4 separate regions of the Homo sapiens genome follow, and all the other regions are linked to region 1. A link is a loop called in an ENCODE intact Hi-C map of the cell type or tissue named here. Cell type or tissue: psoas muscle. All regions are shown on one strand. Region 1 holds the start of LOC105372146 (a long non-coding RNA gene). Region 2 has its middle 70 kb from the start of SEC11C. Region 3 overlaps ZNF532 (zinc finger protein 532). Region 4 has its middle 130 kb from the start of ZNF532.

Region 1 (5,000 bases):
CCATGTTGGTCAGGCTGGTCTCGAACTCCTGACCTCAGGCGATCCGTCTGTCTCAGCTTCCCAAAGTGCTGGGATTACAGGCGTGAGCCTCCGCGCCTGGCATATATTTATTTATTTATTTATTTATTTATTTATTTATTTATTTAGAGATGGAGTTTCGCTCTGTTGCCCAGGCTGGAGTGCAGTGGGGTGACCTCAGCTCACTGCAACCTCTGCCTCCTGGGTTCAAGCGATTCTCAGCGATTCATTCCTTAGCCTCCTGAGTAGCTGGGACTACAGGTGTGTGCCACCACACCTGGCTAATTTTTGTATTTCTTTTTTTAATAGTAGAGACAGGGTTTCACCATGTTGGCTAGGCTGGTCTTGAATGTCTGACCTCAAGTGATCATCCTGCCTCAGCTTCCCAAAGTGCTGGGATTACAGGTGTGAGCCACTGCATCTGGCCCCAGTAGTGATATTTAAATGCCTTGATATGTAAAGGTTTGAGCTTCCAAATGGAGATCACGATTATTGTAAAAGTGACCACTTTTCTGACCATGCCCGATGAAAAAGATGTTAGCATATATTCTAAACGCCATTAAGTGTCTTAAAAAGAACATAAATGTCTTCTGGAGGGATATATTGATGTTTTTAGTAATTCTCATATTGCCACTTTCTTAGAGATCATTATTTCGACCTAGAAAATATCTTTTTTTTTTTTTTTTTTTTTTTTGAGATAGGGTCTGGCTCTGTTGTCTAGGCTGGAGTGCAGTGGCACAATCTCAGCTCACTGCAGCCTCCACCTCCTGGGATCAGTTGATCCGCCAGCCTTAGCCTCCTGAGTAGCTAGGACTACAGGTATGCACCACCGTGCCTGGCTAATTTTTGCATTTTTCGTAGAGACAGGATTTTGCCATGTTGCCCAGGCTGGTCTCGAACTCCTGGGCTCAAGCCATCCACCCAGCCTCGGCCTCTGTGGTGAGCTGCGTGCCCGGCCTGCAATGCTCTTAAATACACACTGGGGAGACTCAGTCACCCATTTCATGATGGCCCTTTTCATTATTGAATGCATCACCCACATAGAGGAACAATACCCAGGACCCAGCTTTCCACAAACACAGAGGAGGTGGGCTTTCCTGCACTGCTGTGATCTCAGGGCAATGGGAAGCTTCCCCATGAAGTGTCCTCTAGATCCAGGTAGTCTAACATGAACTGGGCCTGAAGTGCCAGTGTCGGAGGATGCTTCTTCTGAGGTCTTTGCTCTGTCTAGGGTCCTCTTTCCAAACGCACATGCCAATGAAGGAAATTTGGGGACCTCTTTCTGGAAAGCATTAACCGCTGCCTAGCTGGGCTTGGGGAGTCAGAGGGAGTGGGCTCCTAGGAAGAGCAACTCGGGTGTCGGGGCGAGAACAAGTGGGAGAGAGAATGGGGCAACAAGGAGAGGATAACTGAGGTCCCATTGTCCTTCCCAAGGTGTGTTTCTTTTTTTTTTTTTTAAGGCAAGGTCTCACTCTGTTGCCCAGGCTGGAGTACAGTGGTGTGACCTTGGCTCACTGCAGCCTTGACCTCCTGGGCTCAAGTGATTTTTCCACCTCAGCCTCCCATATAGCTGGGACCACAGGTGCATGCCACCATACCTGGCTAATTTTTTAAATATTTTTTTTGTAGAGATGAGGTTTTGCCATGTTGCCCAGGCTGGTCTCGAACTCCTGGACTCAAGTGATCCACCGGCCTCGGCCTCCCAAAGTGCTGGGATTACAGGAGGGAGCCACTGTGCCCAGCCAGTAAAATACTTTTAATTTGATATTTGTTTCACGGTCTCTGTTGGGCTTTCTGGCTCCTCCCTGCTAATTTTTGGCTAGAAATGGAGAAGAGGGATGGTGGCAAGAGGAGGGTGTGTGCGTGAGTGGCAGAGGGTGAAGGAGAGTGAGCTGGTTGTTGGGCTGAGTGGTAGTGGGTGGATGAGAAGGAAGCTGTCTCCCAGCTTCGACACAGGGTTGTGCACACAAGAGGCCACATGCCACACCATATACCATGCACACCACCTCACACACGCACACTGAATCACACACACCATATACACACCCCTTACCCCATGCCACACACATACAACATCACACGCACACATCATGCACATAATCACACACCACGCACATACACACCACACACACTACACTGCACATTATACACACACCACCACCAAGGCATACACACACACAGGCACATGCCACACACAGCCTTTAGCCTTTCGAGAGAATAACACTGCCACCTGGTGGCTATTCACGTGCAAAGGCCCCGCTGAGTCTCGAGCATCAGTAACACAAGTTGTGTTACTCTGTACTTAGTGACTCTGGTTCCCACAGTCGAAAGTCTGCTCTTTTGACTCTTTGACTCTGCTCCCTCATGTCCTTTTCTCTGAAAATGAGCCAAACCATAAATGTACTTCTGAGGAGTGTTCGACAGTGTTCCCGGGAAACTCTGGGTGAGACAGAGAGCACTCCGATAACATCTCCCAAACGCGCTCCTGGTGCTCAGGGCCTTCAAACCCAGACAACTGGGCTTCTTTCGGAAAGAAGCTGTGGACTTGAGGAGGCAGAGAATAGCCAAAGAAAGGGCTTGATTTCAGGAGCTGATTCCAGCCTCTGTCAATACTGTGCATGTTTTAGCTACAACGACGGAAGAGCAGAGAACCCTGCATTATCAATATCAATTTCTGCTTCCCTGACCCATGCTTGGTATCTCCAGTAACGGCTCATTTCACTTTGCGATAATTAAAAGAAATGCCATCCATTTGCATTTTGAGTTCCTGCCCTGGGCCAGGCACAGTGCCTGGGAGTTCTGTCCGCTCCATCCACTGCTGGTGGCCTCAGTCCTCCCAGAAGGTGCAAAAACAAGTGTGCTCCTTGCTTTTTCTTTTTTTGAGACAGGCTCTCTCTCTGTCACCCAGGCTGGAGTGCAGTGGCACAATCATGGCTCACTGCAGCCTTGACCTTTTGTGCCCAAGTGATCCTGTTGCCTCAGAGCTAGGACTACAGGTGTGAGCCACCACATCTGGCTAATTTTTAAATGTTTTGTAGAGGCCGGGCGCGGTGGCTCACACCTGTAATCCCAGCACTTTGGGAGGCTGAGGCAGTTGGATTGCCTGAGGTCAGGAGTTCGAGACTAGGCTGGCCAACATGGTGAAACCCCTTCTCTACTAAAAATACAAAAAATTAGCCGGGCATGGTGGCACATATCTGTAATCCCAGCTACTTAGGAGGCTGAGGGAGGATAATTGCTTGAACCTGGGAGGTGGAGGTTGCAGTGAGCCAAGATCGTGCCACTGCACCCCAGCCTGGGCAACAGAGCAAGACTCTGTCTCAAAAAAAACAAAAAAAGTTTTGTAGAGACTGGGGTTGGAGGGAGGTCTCCTTATACTGCCCAGGCTGGTCTCGAACTTCTGGGTTCAAGCAATCCTCCTGCCTTGGCCTCCCAAAGTGCTGGGATTATGGGTGTGGGCCACTGTGCCTCGCCTGCTTTCTTTTTCAACCAGTGACTCAGGAAGTCCAGGGCACAGGTGATCTTTATCTCCCTACATCGATGCAGCAACAGGGTTCAGCTGAATGAGATCCTATGCATAAGGATATGGTTTAGATTTGTGTCTCCACCCAAATCTCATGTTGAGTTGGAGGAGGGGCCTGGTGGGAGGCGATTGGATCATGAGAACGGATTTCCCCCTTGCTGTTCTCGTGATAGTGAGTGAATTCTCACGAGATCTGACGGTTTAAAAGGGTGTGGCACCTCTCCCTTTCTTCTTTCTACTGCTCCGCCATTGTGAGGGCGTGCTTGCGTCTCCTTCGCCTTCTGCCATAATTGTAAGTTTCCTGAGGCCTCTCAGCCATGCTTCCTGTACAGCCTGTGGAACTGTAAGTCTATTAAACCTCTTTTGTTCATAAATTACCCAGTGTCAGGTAGTTCTTCATAGCAGTGTGAGAACGGACTAACGCACATACTGAGCATAACTCACTGCCTATCACATCATATGTGTTCCTAATGGTAGCTGCTTATGCATATAAGTAATAACGATGCTTGGGAGCAATGTACATTTTCAAGTGCCTTGGAATTTTATAAGGACTCATTATAAGGCATCAGAATTTTCAGCTATAAGAATTTTTATTTATGAGGAAGTTTAAGTTCTTTCCAAATACTAACCCATGAGTCTTTGCAAAATCCCCTGGAAGTGACTGACCAGAAAGGGAACGCTGGCCGACCATTAATCTGAGTAATAGAGTTAGGACAAGGTACAGGCAGTTCTTCAAAGCCTCCCTCAAAGTCTGGAGCAATAAAACTGTTGTAAACAATTTGGTATTGAACTGTATGTTCTAGGTAAAGGCGGACTTATTTGCCTCAACACCGGCAAGGAATACAGTTGTGAAAAATGACTCAGGATTAGTCCACGAGCAGGGTGACAGGGAGGACTGGAGGGCTCACATCGTCCCTTCTTTTCCTCCCCAGTATTTGAATATAGGTGAAATCAAGTCAATGTGAGGATTAGAGGAGGATGTAGGATAGGAGTGTGGAAAGCGACATCGGGTGGGCTTTCAGGGCCTTGGAGAGGCAGGTGGGTTCTTGTGCCTGTGTCAGTCGTGGTGGTGAAGAGTTAAGTGCAGCTCTCTGAAGCTGAGTTGCTTCCCCCTAAGCTGCCTGTGAAGCTGGAAACTAGGCTGTTTACCTCTTATTTCTCCTGGGTCAGAACTCTAAGCACTTTCTGTTGGAGACATTTCTTTTTTTTTTTTTTTTTTTTTTTTTTTGAGATGGAGTCTCACTCTGTTGCCCAGGCTGGAGTGCAGTGGCGCAATCTCGGCTTACTGCAAGCTCAGCCTCCCGGGTTCACACCATTCTTCTGCCTCAGCCTCCCTAGTAGCTGGGACTACAGGCACCCGCTACCATGCCTGGCTAATTTTTTGTATTTTTAGTAGAGACAGGGTTTCACCTTGTTGGCCAGGATGGTCTCGATCTCTTGACCTCGTGATCCATCCGCC
Region 2 (5,000 bases), 290 kb before region 1:
GATTTCATCTTGGGCCAGTCAGAATCCCCAAAGAAGCAGCTGCCAACCTTCTGCCTGGAGGGTCAAGGCCTGTCTGGCAGGGATCGGGCAGCCTCCAGGATGCGGTATTCACACAGCCCTCACTCTTCTGTAGAATCCCCATCCTCCTGGCTTCCCTCAGCCTAGACATCCTGCTCTGTCCGCCTCTGAGCATCAAGCTTGTCCTTCTTCACATTTACAGATCTAGAAGCGTGACAAGGCTGAAGGTGGTAAAGACAAGGACTTTCTCCATGATGTCCGTCCCCCTCTTCAGCCATGCCCATCTTTCCCAGAAGTCCCCAGGGCACTTCTCCTTGTGTGTCATTGGTCAGAGCTGGGTCACATACCCAAACCCGCACCAGTCACTGGCAAAGAAAAAGAGGAGGCACATTATTGGTTTCTACCAAATATGATGATTTCCCTTGGTATGGGCACCTTGATAAGGGAACAACATCAGGGTTTGTGTAGTGAAAGAGGAAGGGGTGTAAATGTGAGTAGGCCACCAAAAGAGGCCGCCTCTCAGCATATACAAGCAGTATTGATTTAAATCCCACTTGGGGTCTAGGGACTAAAGTTCTAAAGGCTTCTCGTCCCTTCAAGGACCCTGGGGCCTCTCAACTTTGAGCTTTACTAGAAGTGTTACCAGCGGAGGGTGTCCAGGTTCTTGGTGTTTTGAACAAAGAATTGAACAAAATGCACAAACAAAGCAAGGAAAGAATGAAGCAACAAAAGCAGCGATTTATTGAAAATGAATGTAGACACCCCAAGGTGGGAGTGGCCTGAGCATAGGGCCTCAAGAGCCCCTTTACAGAATTTTCTGGGGTTTAAATACCTGCTCTAGGTATTTAAAATCCTAGTTCTTTGGGAGGCTGAGGGAGAAGAATCCCTTGAGGCCAGGAGTTGGAGACCAGCCTAGGCAACATAGTAAGACCCCATCTCTACCAAGAACTTAAAAAAATTAGCTGGGAGGTCAGGTGCGGTTGTTCACAACCTGTAATCCTAGCACTTTGGGAGGCCGAGGCGGGTGGATTGCTTGAGCCCAGGAGTTCGAGACCAGTCTGAGCAACATGACGAAACCCCATCTCTACAAAAAATACCAAAATTAGCCAGGCATGGTGGCACATGCCTGTAATCCTAGCTACTTGGGAGGCTGAGGCAGAAGGATTGCTTGAACCTGGGAAGCAGAGGTTGCAGTGAGCTGTGATCACACCACTACACTCCAGCACTCCAGCCTGGGCAACAGAGCCAGACCTTGTCTCAAAAAAAAAAAAAAAAAAAAAAAATTAGCTGGGTATGGCAGCACACACCTATAGGCCCAACTACTTGGGAGGCGGAGGCAGGAGGATCACTTGAGCCCAGGAGTTTGAGGCTGCAGTGTGATATTGCACTGCACCCCAGCCTGGGCAACAGAGCGAGACTCTGTCTCTAAAACAATAAAAATGAAAATAGAGAAAAAGCATGAGGTTCCATGGACCCATCACCCAGCTTCAAACATTAACCACATAGCCAGTCTTATTTCATCTATGCCAGTTCCACCCAATATTGTTTTGAGGCAAATATCAGATTTTATATCATTTTGTTCATAAATATTTTAGTATGCAACTAAAAGATAAGAGATATAAATGTATGTATATATATGTAGTAATATATAACTACAATACCATTATTACATAAAAAGTGCAATCAGCCCTTAATATCATCAAATCACCTAATCAGTATTTAAATTTCCAGGCTTATAAACATCATAATACTTTTTTACAATTTGTTTCAGAATCCAAATAAGGTATACACAATCTATAAATCTTAAACTTCCGGGGAATTCTAGATTGAAACAAACCCAGAACAAAACTGGATTTCTCTAACCCTGCCTTATGTTATATAAAATTACAACAGCAGGAGGGTTGGGTTTTTTCCCTTATAAAAAAGTCTTTCCAATGCTGTGTCAGTCATTAGCTAGTTACTTCCACGGGTCCCAGATTTCTGGCCTCATAACTGGAAGCATTTGGCAATTTGGCTGCAGAACGATGTTGGCATGTGAGTCATCTCCCACCGAAGTCCACCCATGTGGCAGTGTTACCCTGAAAATGCCACTGGTCCTCAACAGCTCCTTGGAGGCCTAACGAAGTGAGAGGGTTCAGGTGCCAAAGAAGCCACCAGGGGGCTCCCGAGGAACTCGATGAACTTCGGCGTTCACTGAAAAGCCAATTAGGCTGCCTTCTCACAGCGCGGCTGTTGAGCCTTGGCGCCCCACTCCCTCAGGTTGGCTTCTTCAGCAGAGGGACCAGACCTCAGGGAGATGAGGTCTCTCATCTCATCATCCTCAGGGAGATGATCCCCGTGGCTGGCTGGCAAGGCCAAGGTTAGCTGTCCGTGGCCATCAGAGTGTGTGAAACGTTCAGCCTTCCCCTCCCCACCCACATTGGTCATCTTTGCAAACGCACTGGACAGCAAAGAGCATCCTCAGATGTGGCGCATCCCACGCTAATAAGGACCTTGTAGCCTGCGGTTGTTAATACTTTAATGAGTAAGTACACAAAGAGCTTTATTATAAGCGATGGAATGGACTTAATTAATCCATAACTGTAGACAGTTAATGCATAATTATACACCTAGAAAAAACACACATCCGAGAGCCTGGATCCTAGCATCTCTGTTTGGCCTTGCGAGTCTCTCCTCATCTCTAGGTCTCATCGCTGCAAATTGAGGGGGTTGGGCTGGAAACCACTGGCTGAGGTCTCTTCCTTCTCTGTTAGTTTTTGTTGAGGCCCTATGTTGGTGCATAGGGATATCCATCTATCTAGGGCTGCTGTGACAAAGTACCAAAAACTGGGTGGCTTGAAACAACAGACATGAATTATCTCACAGTTCTGGAGGCCAGAAGTCCAAAATCGAGGTGTCCCACGGGGCCATGCTTTCTCGGGCAGCTCCAGGGCAGACTCTGTCCTTACCTCCCCCGGTTTCTGGGGTTTGCCTTGGTGTTCCTGGGTTTGCACATGACTGTCTTCTCCCTGGGTCTTCACATCGTCTTCCCTGTGTGTATGCCTGTCTCCGTGACCAAACTTCTGCTTATTATAAGGACACCAGTCATACTGGATTAGAATCTCCATCCCCAGTGACCTCGTTGGACTTCATTATCTCTATAAAGACCCTGGCTCCAAATAAGGCCACATTCTGAGGGAATGGGAGTTAGGACTTCAACAGAGCTTTTGGGGGAGGGGATACAATTCAGTCCAAAACAGGGACTATGGTGAAGAATAGGTGATATTTGAAAGGCCCTATAATGACAGACCCATGAAGTATGCATGCTAGCGGGTCATACCACTGAGGTTCTAGGATAAAGTTACAAGTCTGCAAAGACGCCATAATAACACATAAACAATTCTGTCGTGGGAAAGTGCATACTGCATGTTGTAATTTTACAGAGAAAAGTGAAGAGCATAACCCAAATGAGCTTCATAACCCAAATTACATTAAATGCACGACATTTAATCATTTCCTGTGATCATTGATACAGACAATCAAATGGAGTTTAAACCAAAAAGAAATCCAGTTTCTGTTGTTGTTGTTGTTGTTGTTTGCTAAAATGGTACAACAGAAGTTTATTATTGTGCTACTAAAAATTTAGAGAACTCTCTTACATCATAAGAACTAAGAACTCTTTCACATATTAAATGCAAAGAAAATGTATATATTAAACTTTCACAAAATGAGATTCACACCCCTTCTCGGGAATACAAGCATTCATCACCTAGATAAGGCCACCTCATCTTTGCTCGTCATTACCAACAAGGCCCATCCATTCTTTTGTGTTTTAACCAGAACATTCATGGCCCAGCAGGTGCTGCTTCAGTTCCTGACATGGTTTCTCAATGAACAGCGTCAGGGCCAGCCCAGTGACGAAGGTCAGCACACGGTGTCCAGAGAAAAGATAGAACTGGAGAGAAAGTGGGCAGGGTGAACACAGTTTTACTCTGGGATTCCTATTGTGTTCAGATCTAAAGTGTACCATCCTAGCTCTATGAAATGCATCTGTAGGACAATCAGTGCTACATATTAAAAATAAAATAAATAAAATAAAAGATATTATCCTGTGCTGAAGCCCTCCCTCTTTCTGCCACAAATAAAGCAAAGAACAATGAAGCTCTTAAAAAAAAAAAAGACTTCCACGAAAGCAAATAGGTTGCCTTGTTGCTCAAGAAGAGAACAAGCTATGATACCATAACCTACCGTAACAGAACTAGGAGCTGCGTGCTAACTCACCATGTTGGTGTCAGTGTGGTGAATAAGTGTTTCCTGAAGGCCATTGTAAAGGATGATCAGAATCGGATGCACCAAGTAGCGAGCATAACTGATGCTGGACAGGAAACTCCAGATGTCCCAAGAAAGCACACGGTTCACCAGACCTGGAGGGAACAAGCACTGATGCATGAAGCCACAGCCTGTCTCTGGGCCAGTGAAGATGCCCATCATCCCATCGATGCTCCCATTGCATTCTGTGCCTAAGTCTGTGAACTTTTCCTAAGAAAGTCTTTATGCGTTATCATTTTAAGACAATGTACCAAACCAAAAACCACCTTTCTGTTGCAAGAATTATGATAACACAAGAGAGATACATGGTTTCAGCCCCTGAGCATAAAACATTGCATGTATAAAACAAGGTAAAAATTCCTCATATTCACCTGGGTTCTGGATCAAGATGCAGCCACAGGGGGGCGTTGGGATAAGGCATTTAACATTGCCAGGCCTCAAACTCTTCTGTCAGTGAGAGGCTTGCATTTGTAGGTGCCTTTCAGGACAAATATTCTGTAACTTGGTATATATTCTAGAACTGTGTTGTCCCAGACAATAGCCCCTAGCCACTTGTGGCTATTTAACTTAATTAAAATTAAATGCAATGAAAACTTCCTTTCTGAATAGGACTTATTGCTATCTCTAGTGAGTTGCATAGTGATCTTTCAAAAGATATGTCCACCCAGAACCTC
Region 3 (5,000 bases), 150 kb before region 1:
TGAAAGAGGAAGATTATGTAAAACAAAAGTAGATGGGTAATTAATGAAACTGAAGGACCTACCACACCATAAACTATAAACAGAAGATTTTCCCATGAAGGATAGAAAGATGGTGTTTAAAGAGCAAAAGAACCAGGAAGGACAAAAAGGAATACAGAGAAAAGCAATAATTACCTAAAGTCACTTGGAGTGAGAGGAAGGTTTAATGTACAGCAAATAAAAAGGAAGTATCTAAAATAAAGATGGAATTTTTTGAAGCAAGAGGAAGTGGCTATGACTCAATCCAGAGAACACCATGGAGACCAAGGGAAACCCTCCTTAATGTAAGAAACGAAAGCAGGGTATTTTAAAAAGTCATAAAACATCTGCTTACAGGAAGAAGAGGCATTTCAGGGGGCAACAGAGGCCAATGGGGGATGTAAATAAGACAAAGAAAGGCAGACTTCAAACGGCTCATGCAGTATCTTAATGCTATGAAAAATCCTGTCTACTAAGAAATACGTAATATCCTGAAGTCCTATTCTGGATAGCAATAAAGTTTCTTTATTTTTTGAATTAAAAAAAATATTTACAGTATAAAATCCTATAACCATTCCCCTTTCTAGATATACAGTCCAGTGTATCAAGAGGCAGGAAAATTCAGAAAAAATATTTGACTTTTATCAATATATAACTTTTACCAAGTTAACCAGGAGCCAGGGATGACCCATCAGTATTTGGGAGATGTAATATGAGCAAGAGGAGAGACAGCAAGGCACACTGCACCAAGACGAGACAAAGTAAGGCGTGGGAACCATGCTGCTACATTAGACTCATCTGGCTAAAGAAAAGACACATTGAAAATGAGTAACTATAGAGCCAAAGGGAGCAAAAAACATGACAAGGCCACGGGGCTACTAAGCCCCACTTAAACATGAACCTGGACCCTCATATGAAGCAGCAGAGGAAAAGAATTACGTTTAAAATTGCTCCTCTCTTCTAAAGGAGCAGTCAACATGAACTAAACTTCACAACACATCGTTGTTTACCAGCCCCATATAGCCTCAAGTCCAGGGAGAAAAAAATCTACACTTAACACAAAATTTTTGGTTAACAACTTGAAATCTACAATTTGAAATACCGAATTTGAACAACTCTGTGAGTAGGGCAAAAGAACAGAAGAGCAAGGATGGTCTTTTCCCAAGTGAGTTGATTACTTTCAGCCTGCATGTGGAGCTTCTGTTTTAATTTAGGAAAGATATCAGCAATAGCTAAAATTGAAGAAGTCATATTTCCTTTAATCATATCAACTTTCATTCTATTAGAAAAACTAAACATTTGAGAAAAATTTGACATTAGTGCAAAGAAGAGCACTTGGGAAGTGCTGCAGAGCTGCTTTCTATTATTAAACACATAATCCATTAATAATAGTTTCAAAACGTGATGGCAAGAACGAAAGTATTATTCTGCATGGACTTTGCAGATCTGGGGCACCTTTGATTATCCTGTTTTGCTCAGTAACATCCCAGTGGAGCTGGAGGCAGACAATGCACCAATTTTACTGACAGAGGCACCATGGCACAGAAAGAATACGTGAATTACCACATAATTAGTTACTGGCAGAAGTCGTACAAGAAAACTGGTTTCTTGATTTCCAAGCCAAAGGTTTCCACCAGGCTAGATCTCAATCCATAAAACATTTGTGCATTACAAGTTTGGAGGCATGAGATAAAATGTGAAGTTAAGTCTCATAGCTTAGTGTTGTTTAATGCAAAACTGGGCAGAACCACCTAGGAACTGATGATACCAGAACCTAAACTTAAATAAAACCATCAAATCATGCCAACTGGACTTCATTTTTATTCAACATAATTTATTACAGGTGAAAAAAAAAATCACTGCATATTAACAATCTAACAAAGTTACCAGGTAAGCAAATACTTAATGTTAAGATAAACATATAATACAGTAATACCTCTATTAACAAAGACACTGTGTATCAGTGACATGTTTTCCTTGGTGGAATCTTCTTAGTGAAAATATAAAAGGCACAGGAAGGTCATAAGATGGAGAGAAAAGTTCATATATATAATCATTCAACACTAGCTAACATTAGATTTGCCAGATGTTGTACAATGCACATCTGAGAATCCTGAGGGACAGTAAAAGGGACTACAGTGAAGATATGCAGAAGAGACAAGGGAGGAATGAGAGAACTCGAAGGGGGAGAGGGAGGAGGAGGAAGGGGGGAAGAGGGGGGAGAAGGGAGAAGGAGGAAATGGGGAGGAGGGAGAAGGGGAGAGGGAGGAGGAGTGGGGGAGGAGGGAGAGGGGGGAGGAGGGAGAGGGGAGAGGAGGGAGAGGGGAGAGGAGGGAGAGGGAGAGGAGGGAGAGGGGAGAGGAGGGAGAGGGAGGAGGAAGGGAGGAGGAGTAAGGGGGAGGAGGGAGAGGGAAGGAGAAGGGGAGAGAAGGGAGGGGGAGAGGGAGGAGGAGAAAGGGAGGAGGGAGAGAAGGAGAGGGGAGGAGAAGGAGAGGGGAGGAGGAGGAGAGGGGAGGAGGAGGAGTGGGGAGGAGGAGGAGTGGGGAGGAGGAGGAGTGGGGAGGAGGAGGAGTGGGGAGGAGGAGGAGTGGGGAGGAGGAGGAGTGGGGAGGAGGAGAAGGTTATTTGGAGTGCAAGGCTGGAACATACACCCCATCTTTCAATGTGGACCAAATAAAAGTAAAAGACCATCGCACTATTTCTGTTTTCATTAGAGAAGGGGAAATATTAAGAGGTGCGGAATGTATAGTTTTCTTGCAGGGGTTAAAATGCAAAGAGTATGATAACAAAAGTCTGCTACAAAGGGTACAGTCAAAGCTGACAGTCAAAGCCACACCTGCACACATGCAAGAGTGTGCCTAAAAGGACAGGCCCCATGACCCTCCACTTTGTGCGGACCAGCAGGGCCAATATTACATTAAGAGGATTCAAACAGATGGACTCTACAAACGAGCTAGGTTCCCAGAGGATCTGTTAATCGAGGTATCACCGTATGACCCAGAAAACTGTGTGTGCAAACCACTCAAAATGCTGTGCGGTTGTAAGTGAACGAGTTTTACTTGCACATAAGTGAATGATATACTGACCGAAAACCAACTCTCCTCGTGTAGTGCAGACAGTTCTTGGTGACGTGGGTCTGGAAGTGCACCGACCTGCAGATGGCCCCACACTCAGGGCAGGTGTAGGGAGATTTGTGCTGATGGATTCTCTGGTGTGATGCATAACTGCACTGGTTAGGAAGCAGCATCTGGCAGATAGTGCAAGTCTTCTAAACAAACCAAAGGGGGAAACAGGGTTGGTCCTACTAAGTACTTTCTAATATGCAAAGAACCTTGGTTAAACCTCCAGATAATTATACATCCTTCATTTCAAACACTACAGTAATTGATTCTAAGCCCAAGGGAAAAGCCAACTTGAAAGTTACATGTCCAGCGTACAATTCTCTATCCTGTAAAATCACAGTATGTGCTATCTAGTCAGGCTCGTCTCAAAGTATGAGCTAAAAACACCTGTTTCAGCAGAGTTCCAATTCCATTACTTTTGCATTTTGCTTAGGGCAAAGAGGTATTCTTACAAATTTATGTGAGCAAAAGACTTTAATATATAGTAACAAGTTTATAGGCATACACATCTTGACAGTAGTCACAGTCCTCACAATTCATAAAAAGCTTTCTCCAAAATAATAAAAATTAATTAGAAGCTAATCCAATTGTTCACCAACCAGTTATTTGAAATCTGAAATACAGGAGTGCAAAAGAATGGCTACAGCAATTATTTGTTCTTTTTGCACTAAAATTGGCCTTTAAATGGATGATCTGGCCATGATATAATTTATAATTAAAACCAAGGAACTCAAGTTCAAGTATACAAATTTAGACATTAAATTAAAATTTTATAGAGCTTAAAATCTGATTATGTATAAAATAAAATTAAGGGTGAAATCCTCTTTGGAAAAGGCTCTATATCAGTAACTATCCAGGAAAACCCAAAACACTGTTTTTCATCCTCTTAAGATATAGGCACTAAACATGGTATATTTTTAAAAACACAAAACCAAAAAAACTTAAAGTAAACATAAACTGAGGACTTATTACTTCCACCCCAAAAATAAACCTCACATAGCATATGACATAAACTGTGTTTAAATACTTTCAGACATTCGTGCAAACACAAATTATCTACCATCTTCTAAAATGTACAATTTGTATTAAAGCCAAAGAAAGTCTCAAAATATAGATTCTTGCTAAGATTTAAAGCATTTGTTTATATTGACAACAGTTAAGAAATTTTAAAAAGACTTTTTTTATTCTTCTTGTTTTTGAAGCACGCCCAAAAATTAAGGTTTAAACTTCCGAGTGACTTAGACTAAGAAAAATAGGAAACTCACTTGAAAATTCTTTCTTGATTTTCTCCTGAAAGGACTAAAATACAAATTTTATCCCAAAAAATGTTTATTATAATCACAAAATAAGAACATTACAGGTAGCTTTAATGAAGTTAGCATCATTAAAAAAATAGCACCCCTTTTCTCATAACACATATTTCAAAGGTTAGAACAAGCCACAGCAAGGAAAACCAGTCAACAGATTCATTAATAACAGATCCTGTTAACATCTACATTACCACAGGTAACCATTTGTTTCTGTGAACTAAAGTCTTCTATCTACCTTCACACAGTCCCAGGCAGGGAATTATGATGTCTGAACTTCCACAGGCATCTTAAAATGTCTTGCACTTACTTGGGAATAAAGTTAGCATTTTCTATACTAAAAGAAGTCAAAAAACATTTATATATATATATACACACACACATTTATATACATACATACATATATACATACACACGTACATGCATGTGTGTGTATATACATATTATATTAAAATATATAGATTGGTCCCATCCTACCATGAGTCAAATGGTAAGCTAGGTATTTTAAATACATTAAGTAAATTGAAGTACATCATCTCATTTAATTCTCATA
Region 4 (5,000 bases), 210 kb before region 1:
ACTTTATTCAAGTAACTATTAAAAAGGAAAGGGCATTCGGGCTCCCATCACTTGGCAATGGGTTTGAGAAAACAAGGATCAGTTTTGACTGTCCAGAATAAGGATCAAAGGGGAAAATATAACTAATACCCACTGCTCTCAGGCCGCAAAAGGAAGAATGCCTCTTGCAATGAGAGGAAATGGCAGTTTCAGATTAGAAAGCAAGCAGAGAGTTCATGGAAAATCTTAGAACATTCTTCCAGGGGATGGCAGACACTTAGCACATAAGCATATCATGTCAGGCAGTGATAAGTGCCAGGGAGAAAAATAATGGGAAGCGGAGATGGAGAGTGGCAAAGCAGGTGTGTGCTCAGTGGGGTGGGCACATTTCAGTAAGGGAATTGGGGAAGGCTCTCCAGGCGGGGGACTTCTGCATGGACCGGATGTGAAACATGTGAAAAACCCTCATGAGAACTGGGGAAAGAGCATTCCACGAGAAGGAAGAGCATGTGCCAAGGTCCTGTAACAGGAATATGAATCGTGGATAGGAACGAAAAGGAGTGACATGGGAGTAGGGGGAAGTGATAGGAGGTGAGGTTAGATATGGTGACGGGAGCAGGGAGGTCTTCCGGGGCTGGTCTTATAGCAATTGAAAGGCACTCGCTTCCATTTATTTTGGTCTCTTCTGAAACAACAGAGACTGGCATGTTGTTTAGCTGGTGTCTTATTCAGAGGGAACCAAGAGTCTAAACTTTAGGTTCTCCCCATGATGTTGGCACTGCTTGTGTCCAAGACATTCAGTAGTTCCTTAAAGACAAACTGACTTCCCTCACCTTGACAAACAGTTCACAAGTCTACTCTCAATTCAGAGTCACCACGGCCATTGCCACTATGCTGCCATCACGCCACCAGACAAATGGTGTTGAACTGGCCCGCTCCTTTGTATCACCTACTGAAGAGTCGAGCAGGAGCATAGTTTTGGTCATCCCGTGCCTGAAGTTAGGCTGCTGGGAGTCAGGGTGAGTGACCTTCTGGATTCTGCAGTGGGAGGTAAGATCTATCTCTTGCCAAGATTCATACAATGGCAGGTACCCCCAACACTGGAAAGGGAAGTTCAGGTGCTGAACTGGCAAAGTAGAGACATTCATTACTCCTGCTTACAGATGCATCTGTTTCCACCTTGGAAAGGGTGGAAGATGTTGCTCTACTTCCCGTTAACTCTTGTCAACATCACACCATCCTCTCTGATCAGCGGACCTGTGCCTACCTTGTTCTTTTTTAAAAAACAAATAGCATTTGTTCTCCAAAAATAACCAATCCAATTAAGCATGACATGACCTGAAGGTCAGGAAATGACTCATGGACTCAGGGGCGAAACCCACACTTTCTGGAACTGAGTTGGACTTGGAGGTGTGCTATGGTGGACTCTAATTATAGAACTCCCCCGGGTGAAAACATGGTCTTGCCAAGGATTGTATTTGCAAATAGATCTGCCATGGTCATGTAATGTACAGTTCTAACTATAAGAAAAGCTCAAGGATAAAGCAGCTTGCAATAAAATAGCACAGCAAATTTAATAATCAGTTCCCTTAAATACTGGGAAACATTATAAATAGCGCTACGTGATGAGTCAGAACTAACCTCATAAATTGAATTTAGAAACTGGTAAGGAATATCTTCTGGGAAATGTGATTCTGTTTCCTTGCATAAAAATAACCACTAGGGAAAAGGTATAATTCCAGGAGAAACCTGGCAAGGTAATTAGAAAGGGTAAATGTAGAATCTGAAGTACCGTATTCCATTGGAGAGCCTGCCTGTAGGGGACAAAATGCATGTTGACAAAACAGGCATAGAACACGCACTCCTGAAAGTGCATGCCACGTGTCAGTGATCATTATAACCTCCCACTCGGAAACCCAGATCCTTCATCCACCCTTCTTTGTCCTGTTTTGTGCCCAACACACGGACATCTATAGACTATTACTGTGGCTGCCTTGTCATCTAGCTTGTATTTAGCTTTGGCAGGTGGGAGGTGCGGGCAGGAAATCTTTGAGTGTGATGAGAGGGCCTCCTGGTGATTCCGCTCCCCACACCTTCCTGGCTTCACTGTGGCTCTGGCAGTGGCTCTTCCTGAGTGCCCTTTTCCCACAGCTCCAGCTTCCACCCCTACTCAGGCTTCTCAGGCCTTGTTCCAGCACACAGCTCTGTGTATAGTCCCTTCCTTAATTTCTTGAAAGTTAAACCTTTTGCAGTGTGCTGCACTGCATTCTGCTGGGACCTTAATTGAAACAGGATCTAGGGTACCCCCAAATCTAGATTTCCAAAGAAGGCAGCAAATATAAATGAGCAAATGCCTAGAAAAATGTAGGCTAAGATCATTAAAGTTTTATCCAATGTATTGAATCGTTACTAAAACATTCAAAATCCATTGGGACTGTGAAGAAAAAATGGATGTGAAAAGAAAATACTCTGAAAAGACTGAGAGTAGCCTAGTCTCAAATTCAGCCTTATACTCAAACCATGTGAACTGAGGCTGGGCTGTTCAGAATGGGTTGATTGGGGGTAACAGTGACTATAGAATGACAACTGGCTACTCCAGAAACTTCTAGTAGCATGAAGAGAGACTTTTCACAGAAATATGGGCATTTCTTGCTATAAATTTCCCTCTTGGAATGGCTTCTGCTGCATCCCATAGGTGTTTGGTACATAGTTGCTATTTGTCTCAAGATTTTTTTGATTTTCTTTTTTATTTCTTCTTTGACCCATGTTGTTTAATTTCTACTTATTTGTGAATTTTCCAAGATTTCTCCTGTTACTGATTTCAAGTTTCACACCATTGTGGTCAGAAAAGATACTTAAGGTAATTTTGATCCCCTGAAATTTGTTTAGATTTGTATTGCAGCCAAACATATGATCCATCCTGGAGAAAGTTCTGTGTGTACTTGAGAAAAATGTGTATCCTGTTGCTGTTGGATGGGATGTTCTGTATATGTCTGTCAGGTCATAAAGTGTAGTTCAAGTCCAATGTTTCCTTATTAATTTTCTGTCTGGATGGTAATCCATTATTGAAAGTGGGGTATTGATGTCCCCTACTATTATTGTATTATAGTTTCTATCTCCCTTCAGATCTATTAATATTTGCTTTATATATTTAGGTGCTTCATTCAATGTTGGATACATTTATAATTATTGTATCCTCTTGATGAATTGACCCTTTCATTGTTATATAATGTCCTTTGTCTCTTTTATTGCTTCTGACTTAAAGTTGCTTTGTCTGATGTAGGTATAGCTACCCTCTGCTCTCTTCTGGTTCCATTTGCATACAGTATCTTCTCATTCCTTCATTTTCAGTCTATGTGCATCCTTAAGAGAGTTGAGTCTCTTGTAGGCAGCATACAGTCGGGTACTTAGGTCTTTTTTTTAATCCATTCAGCCACTCTGTCCTCATATTAGAAAATTTAACCCATTTACATTCAAAGTAACTACTGACAGGTGAGAACTTATTACTGCCATTTTGTAATTTGTTTTCTGGTTGTTGGGGATGTATTTTGTTTCTCCCTGTCTTGCTGGATGGTTTGTGGTTTGACTGCTGTAGTGGGATGTTATGAATAATCCTTTCTATTTATGTTCTGTGCATCTACTATAGATTGTTTTCTGGTTATCATGATCTTTATAAAGAAAGACATTCACATTGTCATATTCCAAAGGCTTACAGCTAACTCGGTAAGGGTGTGAGATTCATAACTGAGAAAAGAAAAACAAAAATTGTCAAAGAAAACAAGAAGTTTCAAGGATGCATTTAAGCAGAGTGAGTTACACCTCTTGAGTAGGAGCCAAGTTTTTAAGGTAATTAAGGGTAGGTTCTTTGTTTAGAAGATGTATGTTAAAATTAAGAGCTACAATCTGGAATCCTTACAGCATCTGATATTTGCAAAGCGTGTGTGTGTGCGTGTGTGTGCATGCGTGTGTGTGTAAATTGCACAAATAGCATCCTACATTTGGCACATTACTTTTTATTTTCAGACTATCCTTTGGGATAGATGAAGGGTTCCTCTGAGTCATATTTTATAAATTTCTTGGCTGCCCAAAAATTTCAAGAGGAAATTTCACTGTTGGTCAAAGATCCTAGGATGGAAACTCACTAGCCTGCTGACACTGGTGAGGCATGCCCACCAGAGCTTCAGGGTAGAACAGCTGTTCTTTGGACTACTTGCTGTGGTAGGAGTAAGGAATTTGCAGAAAACGTGCTTGGGAGGAAGGAAGTGGTCTTTGCCATGCAGTGTAAGCCTACATTTTCCTTTTTCTCATTTTGCAAGTAACGTTTTGCTGGCATTCTTTTGTATGCATTTGTTACTCAGCTATTGATATATCACCCAAACACATAAAAACAAAAGCATAATTTGTATGTATACCTGAAACTTAAGATCATCTTCCTGGTAATCAACTCTTAATTTTTACATATATATAAAGTATGTATTATATATGTATTATATATTTTATGTATGTATTATATATTTTATATATGTATTATATATTACATATGTATTATATATATATGTACTATATATTATATATATATAAAATTTTCTTTTTTGGAGATAGAGCCTTGCTCTGTCATCCAGGCTGAAGTGCAGTGGCACCATCTCAGCTCACTGCAACCTCTGCCTCCTGGGTTTAAGCCTCCTGAGTAGCTGGGACTAGAGGTGGGTGCCACCATGCCTGGCTCATTTGCATTTTCAGTAGAGACAGGATTTCACCATGTTGGGCAGGCTGGTCTCGAACTCCTGATCTCAGGTGATCCACCTGCCTTGGCCTCCCAAAGTGCTGGGATTATAGGTGTGAGCCACCATTCCCGGCCTACTTCCATATTTTTAAGTAACCTAAACCTTGAGAAAAAATGTAAGGAATCACATAAGCTTGAACTTTCAGATCAGACTTTCTCTGTATTCCACATTAAGAAACCCTCTGGAAACTGTTTCTGAAATGCTACTTACAACCGAAGCCTCTTTCCAAGCCTACTC

What was found. Hi-C counts contacts between places; a loop is a spot of excess contacts. Peaks named below come from ENCODE experiments on the same cell type or tissue, not always from the same donor. Only the 100,000 strongest peaks of a DNase experiment are listed, where the experiment ranks them.
Region 2: a loop joins it to region 1, with 5 times the contacts of the local background. A loop is called at or near these places in 83 of 110 quality-filtered maps.
Region 3: it touches region 1 in a loop (2.5-fold over the local background); 7 of 110 quality-filtered maps call a loop at or near these places.
Region 4: a loop joins it to region 1, with 4 times the contacts of the local background. A loop is called at or near these places in 22 of 110 quality-filtered maps.

Annotation. Positions count from the first base shown.
Region 1 is chr18:58,778,991-58,783,990 of GRCh38, reverse strand. It overlaps LOC105372146 (a long non-coding RNA gene), which reads left to right and starts at 3,773. Exons shown (of 4, transcript XR_935537.3): 1 at 3,773-3,833. RefSeq lists enhancers at 417-1,178, 1,179-1,941. In psoas muscle, a CTCF peak has its summit at 2,250 (motif pointing left); a DNase peak (open chromatin) is centred at 2,230.
Region 2 is chr18:59,067,793-59,072,792 of GRCh38, reverse strand. It overlaps the pseudogene OACYLP. Among named protein-coding and RNA genes, the nearest start is that of SEC11C, 70 kb to the left of the region's middle. In psoas muscle, CTCF peaks have their summits at 2,172 (motif pointing right) and 4,720 (motif pointing right); a DNase peak (open chromatin) is centred at 2,192.
Region 3 is chr18:58,932,719-58,937,718 of GRCh38, reverse strand. ZNF532 (zinc finger protein 532) reads right to left here. Exons shown (of 10, transcript NM_001375912.1): 4 at 3,105-3,286. Among named protein-coding and RNA genes, the nearest start is that of ZNF532, 70 kb to the right of the region's middle. In psoas muscle, no CTCF peak of the experiment used is centred here; no DNase peak of the experiment used is centred here; H3K27ac peaks cover 1,094 bases.
Region 4 is chr18:58,987,945-58,992,944 of GRCh38, reverse strand. No RefSeq gene overlaps it. Among named protein-coding and RNA genes, the nearest start is that of ZNF532, 130 kb to the right of the region's middle. In psoas muscle, a CTCF peak has its summit at 1,722; a DNase peak (open chromatin) is centred at 2,064; H3K27ac peaks cover 4,167 bases.